Regions from separate parts of the Homo sapiens genome. Here region 2 is linked to region 1. Evidence: read pairs that join two places in POLR2A ChIA-PET (ENCODE). Cell type or tissue: OCI-LY7. All regions are shown on one strand.

The links. Peaks named below come from ENCODE experiments on the same cell type or tissue, not always from the same donor. Only the 100,000 strongest peaks of a DNase experiment are listed, where the experiment ranks them.
Region 2: POLR2A ChIA-PET joins it to region 1 with 7 read pairs; 2 of 35 experiments call an interaction of 5 or more read pairs at or near these places.

The regions. Positions count from the first base shown.
Region 1 is chr10:69,478,415-69,483,414 of GRCh38, reverse strand. The region is part of intron 1 of TSPAN15 (tetraspanin 15); the gene reads right to left. Among named protein-coding and RNA genes, the nearest start is that of TSPAN15, 29 kb to the right of the region's middle. In OCI-LY7, no CTCF peak of the experiment used is centred here; a DNase peak (open chromatin) is centred at 1,884.
Region 2 is chr10:69,560,990-69,565,989 of GRCh38, reverse strand. No RefSeq gene overlaps it. Among named protein-coding and RNA genes, the nearest start is that of NEUROG3, 9.9 kb to the left of the region's middle. In OCI-LY7, no CTCF peak of the experiment used is centred here; no DNase peak of the experiment used is centred here.

The DNA.
Region 1 (5,000 bases):
GACTGGTGTCCTTATAAGGGGAAGAGATTATGACACAGACACTCACAGAGGGAAGACTGTGTGAACACGCAGGGAGAAGGCAGCGTCTACAAGCCAGAGACAAGCCTCGGAAGAAATCAACCCTGCAGGCCGGGCGCGGTGGCTCACACCTGTAATCCCAGCACTTTGGGAGGCCGAGGCGGGCAGATCACGAGGCCAGGAGATCGAGACCATCATGGCTAACACTGTGAAACCCTGTCTCTACTAAAAATACAAAAAAGCAGCCGGGCATAGTGGCGGGCACCTGTAGTCCCAGCTATTCGGGAGGCTGAGGCAGGAGAATGGCGTGAACCCAGGAGGTGGAGCTTGCAGTGAGCCGAGATTGTGCCACTGCACTCCAGCCTGGGCAACAGAGCGAGACTCGGTCTCAAAAAACAAAAAACAACAACAACAACAACAAAAAAAAAAAATCAACCCTGCCACCTTGATCTTGGACTTCTAACCTCCAGAACTGTGAGAAAATAAATGTCTATTGTTTAAGCCATTCAGTCTGGTACTTGATGTTATGGCAGCCCTAGCAGACTACTACAGACCCAATCTGGAGATGCCACTTTAGAGGAGAGTATAGATGGGTTAGGGGAAATGCCACTGGCTGGAGGGTCAGAGAACATGGGTTCGAGCCCCAGCTCTGCTACTTGCTAACCCTGGGCCTTGGACAGGCATTTGACCATGTGAGTCTGTGTTCTCATCTGAAAGACAGACTTGAAGACATTCATTTCTGCACTGCTCACACCACGGCTTTCGCGAGTGAATGAATGTGGAAACACTACAAACCTGGAAGTGCGAGGCCGCCACAACGCGTATTAAACAGGCAGGTCACCCCGTGCTCAGGGCAACAGACATTTCACACAGTACCATAACACGGAATTTACTTTCAGGATGACCACAGAGAAGGCCAAAGGTTGGAGCAGGAAGAATTTTGAGGGAATTCGCAAGTAGAATCCCTCACTCAACTTTTCTAATAGTGGACATGCTGTCACAGAACACCCTGTAACTTTCCACTAGGAGAACCCAGGCTTCTTGATGCTTGTCAACTGCCATGTGTGCTCACCCCAGGGCCTTTGCACAGGCAGTTCCAACTGCCTGGAATGCTCTTCCCCTGACACACTCATGGCTTACTCCCCCATCTCCTTCTCTTCTTTGCTCAGTTGCCGCCTGCAAAGGGAGGCCCTTCAGGGCCACTTTATTTACAGATGGGAAGTTCCTCCCCATGAAACTCCTGATCTCCTTTCTCTTTTTTATTTTCTCCTTTGCACTTACCAGTATTTAACATACTACACTATTTCTGGTTGGTTTTTTTTTTTTTTGAATTTGTCTTCCTCACTAGAACATAAGCTCCAGGAGGGATTTTTCAATTGCTTCGGACATCCCCAGCACCAAGACATTCTGACACTGAGGAAGTAGAATCAGCATTTATGATCAACATCTTCTGAATGAACAAGACCTGGGCTTTCCAATAGACCCTCTGAGTTCAAGTCAGGCACTGTCTACCCAGTCCCCTGCCTGTCCAAGGATTCTGACTTTCTGGGCCTCATGTTCCAGAGGGCAGGGACAAGTCATCAGATAACTGGACTTCTCCACTAAGCTGAAGGCAACATGGGAGAGTAAGTGGAAGACATGGTGCTGTCAGCTAGGGTCCAAGGAAAGGAAGGGATGATACAGACAGATGTTGTCGGGAGGTGACATGAGCATAGCCACCCCAGTGTCACCATGCAAAACACCGAGGAGGCCGCCCCTCCAGCCACTCACAGGGCTGCCTGAGCCTTAAACTGACTTCATGGGTCTCCTTACTGATCATCATGTCCTTAAGCAGATGCCCGTGACCTCCTTCTAAAGAGAGCTAAGTCCTGAATAAAGGGAAGTGACTGCTTCCTCCTAAGCTTTGATGCGTGACGGGGATGCCAAAAGTCAAATAAGCAGACAGAGCTTATGCAGAAACACAGGATAACAGAGGATTACCAGGAAACCATCTCACTTGGATCCAGTACTCTGCTATGTTTCAAGGCTAAGTGCCATTCCCCTTGGTTTGAAAATTAATCCAGGATTAGTGAGACCTTTCCCCCCAGTCTAGAAGGATGCCTTTCCAACACACAGGCCGGCAGGGACTCAAGACACTGACAAGCTCAGCCATCAGCCACTTACTAACAAGTTGGCCTTAGAAGGCAGGACACACACATACACATACTCATCCTCTACAGGAAAATGAAGACCATGAAAAATATCTACTTTTTGGTAGAGAAAGGTAAACCAGAGACTATCTGGACAGACACAGTCATGCTCCAAAACCCAGAACATGGAGAAATCACTGTTTGGGGGCAGCCTAAGTGCCCCAGGTCCTCGGAGAGCAATGGCGAGCAGCCTTTAAAAAGCCAAGTCCAGGCCGGGCGCAGTGGCTCACGCCTGTAATCCCAGCACTTTAGGAGGCTGAGGTGGGCAGATCACTTGAGGTCAAGAGTTCGAGAGCAGCCTGGCCACCATGGCAAAACCCCTTCTCTACTAAAAATACAAAAATGAGCCGGGCTTGGTGGCACATGTCTGTAATCCCAGCTACTTGGGAAGCTGAGGCAGGAGCATCGCCTGAACCAGGGAGGCAGAGGTTGCAGTGAGCCGAGATTGCACCACTGCACTCTAGCCTGGGTGACAGAGCAAGACTCTGTCTCAAAAAAGAAGAAGAAAAGAAAAGAAAAAAAAGGCCAAGTCCCCTTCCTCAGTGACTCCACCCATGAGGAATCACTCACTAAACTCTAAACCTGGACAAATAAAAGAGCCCTGAGGCTCATCCACCTCAAAGCAGAGAATCATGGTTAAATAAGAACCCCATAGAGCATGGAAGTTTTCAGAGTCCAGGCATGGAGTGAATAAAATATTCAGGGACTCGGGTACTGGAAGGTAGCAGAGGTAGGGTTTTATCTTCCATTTTGATGAAAAGCGTAATTCTCACCCTGTCGTGGAACGAACACAACTATTGTATCTTAACATTTTCAGAACTGGCCCGATATACTTTTGAAAGTTCTGTGTTCCCTGTTGTAAAAAAAAAATGCTTCTTCTTCCCTGGCAGGATGGGGACAGCTGACATCCTTCCCCATTCCCCTGCCCCCATCCTGTTCCCATTCCTCCTTCCTGCCTGAGACTGTGCTTCTGAGTTAAGGTAGTCTGCTTTGGAAACCATCCCCCAAACACCAGAGCTGCCACTGGCCCCAATGCTGAGCAGAACTGACCCCAGCCCTCTCCATAAAGGCAGTCAGTGGCTTCTTCTATTTTTACAAGCTCCCCAGAGCCCTGGGACCCACTCCAGAACACCCTTGCTGGCAGAAAACAAAACCCCTTGCTCTGATCTCACTCTCTGCTGTTATAAAGCATTGCCATTTCCTTGCTAGTTAGCCTTGAGACATTTCCAGACCATAAACCCCATGGGAAAAGCTCCCAAAGCAAATGTAAACCAAGAACTCCCTCAAGCAATCCTAGGCCCTATTTCTCCTGGTCTAGCAGAAGGAGCTGCCACCCCAACCCTCCCAGCAGCCTGGCAGGCAACTCCCAGGCAGCTCCCCATACAGCACAGGCCTCTCTGGCCTCCCCATTCAAGTGCTCCCAAGAGCAGCGGGCATGGGGAGAGGCCAGCATAAACCTTCCCAGGAACTTCAAAATTTCCAAATGATATTTACATCTCTGATGACATCAGTTTATCCATCTGAGGATAAAATTATCTGTCAATGCCAGCATGCAATCCCATCCGCTCCACTCTGCTAATTATAGCCTTCCACTAGGCAGCCGGCCACTCAGCTCTAGAACAGGAAGCAAATGGCCCATCTGTCAAGCAGGATGGCCTCAGCTAAACAGGGCTGGGGGTGGGGGGCACACGGCCATGCCCATTTGGGGCCAAAGAGGGAAAGTGCGTGCTGCTGGCAGCCCACAGCCAAGCCCAAAAGCCCAGGCTTTGTGAACCACGTGGCATCTTCAACAGGCTGCAGAGGAGCCCTGTGGCCCAGCATGAACCAGACCTGAAGGTCCTCTGCATCCTGGAACCCTGCTTCCTCCTGTGCAGGGAGAGGCCCAGTTCCAGGCAGCTGCTGGGAAGCAGGAGACTCTGTGAGGCATTCCAGCACCTGTGCCTCCTGAAGGAAGCATCTGGTCACCCGTGCCGGCTGGCTCACCACAGCTGGGGCAAATCTGCACTTAACGAGGACCTGCAAGGCCCATTTTCACCCCCAAAAGGCAAATACTAGGCTCTGTTGTGTTCCAGGCCCTGTATTACGTTCTATAGGCTCACAAGGGGCCAGAAGACTATTGAGAAGGGAGAGTAAGAGAGGCTGGAACTGATGGTCCAATGGATGGAATTTAGGGAGCTCTCAAACTGGAGATGGAGAAAAATCCACATCTTTACTTTTGTTTACCTCTAACTGAAATATCCCTTCCATGTGGGATGTGGGCAACAAACTGAAGTAGTATTAACGGCACCTGCAATTTTGTCACCAGTAGAAATCACTTTACAATTATTCTGAATATCTTAAAATGTCATTTACATTCCTCATTACTTCAAAATTATGATAGTATTAGGCTCACTGCTAGATCTTGTGATTGAATGCGCTGATAAAGTTGCACATTATTACATCAAAAATTTGGTTGTATAAAATGTTAATAATTGTATCCTACTATAACTGGTTTCTTTTGTATCCGTGTGTATTTCGTTTTATGCATTTAAATATCTTGTTCTGAAAAAGGATCGATCCACGGGCTTCCCCAGAGAACCAAAGGGTCCCTGGCACAAAAAAAGAACCCCTGGTCTACAGGAAGCAAATATCATTCCTGCCATGGAGAGGTGAAGAGGGCTCTAGGAATTTGAACAAAAGTGACAGGGAAGAGGGAGAGCGCAGAACATCAGGATGAGCCCCCTGCCAGAGCCCGCATTTCCTGGAAGGCCCTGAGAACCACTTCATTCCACAACCGTCTCATGGAGTATTTGA
Region 2 (5,000 bases), 83 kb before region 1:
CTTTATCCATAAAATGGGGATAGCGATATTACTTTTTAGGGTTCTAGTAAGCTTAAAGCTTGGTTGCTGTAGGAGAGACTCTCTAATAATTCAATCTGAGGTGAGTATTCCAGGTGGGTGGGAACCTCTGCTCCATGACATCATTCTGGGACTAGGATCCTTTCATCTTCTTCCTCCACCAGCTCCCAGATCCTTGCCAACCAAATGGTTGAAGTTTCATTGCCATAAGTTCCAGCCAGGGGAAAGGGGAAATAAGGCATGGAGGAGGCTTACCCACAGCCTTAAAACTTATGCTCAGAAGTAGCACACATCACCTCTGCTCACATTTCACAAAAAGAATATGATCACGTGGCCTCATCTAGCTGGAAGAGCGACTATGTGCCTAGAAGACGTGAAGAATGTATTCTGGCAGGCAGTGGGCAGACTCTACCACAGCATCGTGGTCTGGATTAAATTGGATTACATATGCTATTATTATTTGTTTTCATCATCAAAAGTCAGGTATGCTTATGGCCAGAGTCCTGCCACACCAGTCTCTTTCTCACAATGCCTCATTTGCCTTGATATTTACCCTCCAGAAGTGATGACCTGCTTGAAGTTTTCCCTTTACACACACTCAGGTACCCCTTCAATGCTTTTCCCCCCATCCCACACACACACTGTTCTGTCTGTCTAAACCTTCTCTCTTTTTTTCCCTCCCCAAACCTTCAACATGGATATCACCTCTGCCTGGGAGCTTTCTCTGTACTATGCCTCCTTCCTTGCTCCCTGCTCCCATAATATCCTGTGCATGTGAATATTGTAGCATTTTGCAGGTAGTGTAGTGATTGTTTATCTGCACTGTCCATTGATCTGTGAGATCTCCTCAAGGGCAGGGACTATGTTCATCTTCATGTCTCCAATGAGAAGAACACTGATTACCCATTTTGGACTAAATGTCATATATTTTGTTATTATTTTTTGTTTTTTGAGACAGGGTCTCACTCCAGTTGCCCAGGCTGGAGTGCAGTGATGTGATCACAGCTCACTGCAACCTCAACCTCCCGAGTTCAGGTGATTCTCCCACCTCAGCCTCCTGAGTAGCTGAGACTACAGGTGTGCACCACCACAGCTGGCTAATTTTTTGTATTTTTAGTAGAGATGGGGTTTTGCCATGTTGCCCAGGCTGGTCTCAAACTCCTAGATTCAAGCAATCCTCCCATCTCAGCCTCCTCAAATGTTGGGATTACAGGTGTGAGCCACTGTGCCCAGCCCAAATGCCACATGTTTTCAGAATGAATTAATGAGTGAGTGAATTGACTATTAATAAATGAATAAAAGGCATTGCAATTATTTGCTTAGAAATCTTTATCCCTCCCCAGAATGGCTAGCACATAAAGGCCAAGGAATTTTGTTGAATAAATGAATGGATGAATGAGTCATATAGAGACCCACTAACCCTCCTGCTTCATATCCTCTGCACAAAAATAACCTGTCCTTTGCTGCCTATAAATCTATTTCAGAAGATGTCCCATCTGACTAAGTAAGAACAGATTATCACAACAGTACCATATCATTGTTTCTGAGATCATGGTAACAATGCCAGTAGTTCATGTGTAGGTGATCCCTCCTGAGAAACTGAGATCCCTCCTGAGTGAGTGGAAAGAGCATGAGGCTTGGGATCTATCTCAACTCCAGTACTTCCTAATCCTATTACCTTGGGCAAGTTACTTAGCCTCTGCAAGTAACTTGCTGTAGCTGTAGTTTCTCCAGCTACAAAAATGGAGAAAACCGTGCTTACCTCACAGGATTTCATGAGATGAAGATGAGGCAGACTCATTATAGCACCCATCTCGTCTCCGTCTTATTCCTACAGATGGGTAGTGAAGAAAGCATGAGCCAGAACTGACCTTCCCAAATTAACCAGGCAAGTGTGATGGGACTTGCCCAAGCACCCAAACCTGATCATTACGGAGACAAACTGAGGCTCCTGCTAACATAACATCATCACCAGCTACACTGCCTCTGTTGTACTAGTTAGCTATTGCTGCATAACAAATTACCCAAAACTTAGCTCCTTAAAGCAAGAAACATTTATCATGTGTGGCTTCTGTGGGTCAGGAATCCAGGTGTGGCTTAGCTGGTTCAGGTGTCTCATGAGGCTGCAGTCAGAGAGGGTCAGCTGGGAATATGGTCTCACCTGATGGCTTGACTAGGGTAGGAGCCACTTCCAAGCCCACTCGTGTGGTTGTTGGCAGAATTCAATTCCTCAAAGGCTGTTGCAATGAGGGCCCCAGTTCCTCACTGGCTTTTGGCCAGAGACATCCTTTATCTCCTTGCCATGTTGGCCTCTCCATAGGGTGGCTCACAGCATGGCAACTGGCTTCCCTCAATGCAAGCAACCAAGGTGTGAAGGGGGGACATCCAAGACAGAGACATGAATACCAGGAGGCAGAGATCATGGTGGGTATTTTACAGGCTGCCCATCACATTGACAGTAACAGAAACCTTTGCTTCCAATTGCTTCTCGGCCTTTTGGCTGAGATCAAACATAGAAATCTTTGCTACCTGCTTTCCACACCCCAGAGACAGGCAGACAGACATATGTACACACACACACAAACACACACACACACACACACACACACACACACACATGCATACACACACCACTACCTCCTCAGGGTCAAATACACCAGAGTTCAAAAAAAGAAAGCCCAGGTAATTTGACTACTGGGGTTAAAGCAGATGTCTCCCTATCCCCAGTACTGGGTTGGCTTCCAAGAAGGGCCCAGGGGACTGCTATGTGTGCATTTGAGCCACCCCAGCTGATACCTGACATCCATTCACACAGGCTTTCACAGGCCTCCCTGCCCCCACTCCCGAAGGCATAGATTTAGGATGTCTGGGGCCTGAACACTGCACCCACTGAAGGGAAATTTACTGCCTCTAGAGAACCAGGGCCTGACTTGGGGTCTTGAATGCATCTTTTTCCCCTTTGCCTCTGCTTTATTAGGTTAATCATTGCTTGAATCGGTTGCCATGGTTTGGGCAAACCCATGGCGACTCTATAATGAAGCCTGAAAGACTCGGACCCCATTTATCATCCCCAGTGTTTGGGAGGCCCAGAGCCTCATTTGCCTCCCCCAGGGTCTGGGCACCACCCTTCTGCCTGGGGCCCCCAGGGCCCTTTTGAATGAGGAATGAACAGGTGGCTACTTGGAAGGGGAGACGAGGAGACCCACACAGGTGGAGTGAGCAGCACACTGCACATTCCCCCACCACACACACACACACACACACACACACACACACACACACACAATTATTTTTGTTTTTCCATTCCTGAAGTTCAGACACAGACCAAATGCACAGGCAGCTCTCTGACTTTTTCTTTCTGGGAAGTGGGCGGCAAAAGAAAGATCTTTAGTTAAAAAGGGTCTGTGGCTGCCCTTAGAAATAAGGGGACCCATGTCTCAGCAGATCCAGGTGTTGTTACACTCTTTATTCCCTGAGCATAGATTGAGTGGCATTGCAATCTTGCAATTAGTTGGGGACAGATGGAGCCAAGTCTAGTGAGGAACTAGAGGCATACAGAGGTTCAGCAACATGTTCAAGGTCACTCATGGTAGAACCCATGGTAGAACCCAGAGCAAGTCAAATGTATTATGGAAAATTTCAAAAGTAGAGAGAAGAGCATAATGAATTCTCAGCTATTCATCACCCAGATTCAGGAATTATCTACTCAGAGACAATTATATTTCACCTACATCCCCACCCATTTTTCCTGGCACTTTCTTCATGAATTATTTTGAAACAAATTCCAGATAGCATGTAATTTCCACAGTAAATCCTTCCCCAATATCCTTTTTTGCTCAGCAGAAATTGCATATATAATGCTGTAGCTGAGAGTATTGAATCCAAAGACAGACAGCCAGCCTGGAGAAGTTCAAATCCAAGCCTTGCCCCTTCTTAGATGTGTGACATTCAGCCAATGGCCTAATGTCTCTGAGGCTCAGTTTCCTCAACTATAAAAGGATACAATGTTACTTTTCTCATAGAGTAATTGTCAAGATTAAATAAAGTAACACAAGACAAGTGCCAGCACCTGTGCAGAATAAATGGTGGCTTTTAAGATTTCCACTCTTGTGACCATTGCACCACCAGGAATGACTGTCATCCTGGCAGGAGGTCAGCTCTTGACCTCCAGTGTCCAGGTCTCTTGGTGCAGTCCCCTGAAATGAAGGCAAGTGCCTCATCGTCATGGCCCTCTACCTGGCACTGAATTCTGACAACACAGACCTCAGCAGTGAACCTGGCTCCAGTTGCTGACAGCCCCTGGCATCTACTGCTCACAGTGTACTAAATTCTGCACCATGAACCCCACAGTGAACAAGGCCAGGTCCCCCCTTCTTCTGCTCTTGCATCTCAGGCTTTCTAACCTCTGATCCCATTTGTTAGCAGGAATTGACATACCTGCCTCAGGGTTGTATGTGTGTGTGCCATGTGTTGCACTTGTTTCTGTGTGTGTGCTGTCACTACGTGTGAACCAGCACATCCCTGAGCTTCCGTGTGCTCATCCTGCAACCTGCCCTCTTGCAGTTTCTGGTTGACTGACAGAGACCAGAGGAAAACTGGTCAAGCAAAGGCATGAAGGTATAAGCACAGCACTGAGACTTCCTGGAGGAGGTAGGGAGAAAACTCTGCCAAATACATAAGACTGAGAACAGAAAAGAGGGGCAGGCAGAGGGCTCTCTGCAGGCTGAAGGCGTGGGAAGGGAAGAAGCCTGCCTGGGTGCATTGTATAGGTGAGGTCTGAGTCCCGATAGCTGACCTCTTCAGGAGAGGTTTATTCCAGGAAATCACCCACACTCCCAGGATCCAAGCTCTGAAGGGATCTCTGGGCTGAAACGGCATGTCCTCCCCACAAATCACCTATCTTTGCTTAACAACAACTACTTTTTATTGAGAGTATACTATGTCTAGGCACACTGCTAGTGCTTTCCATTTGTTAGTCTCTG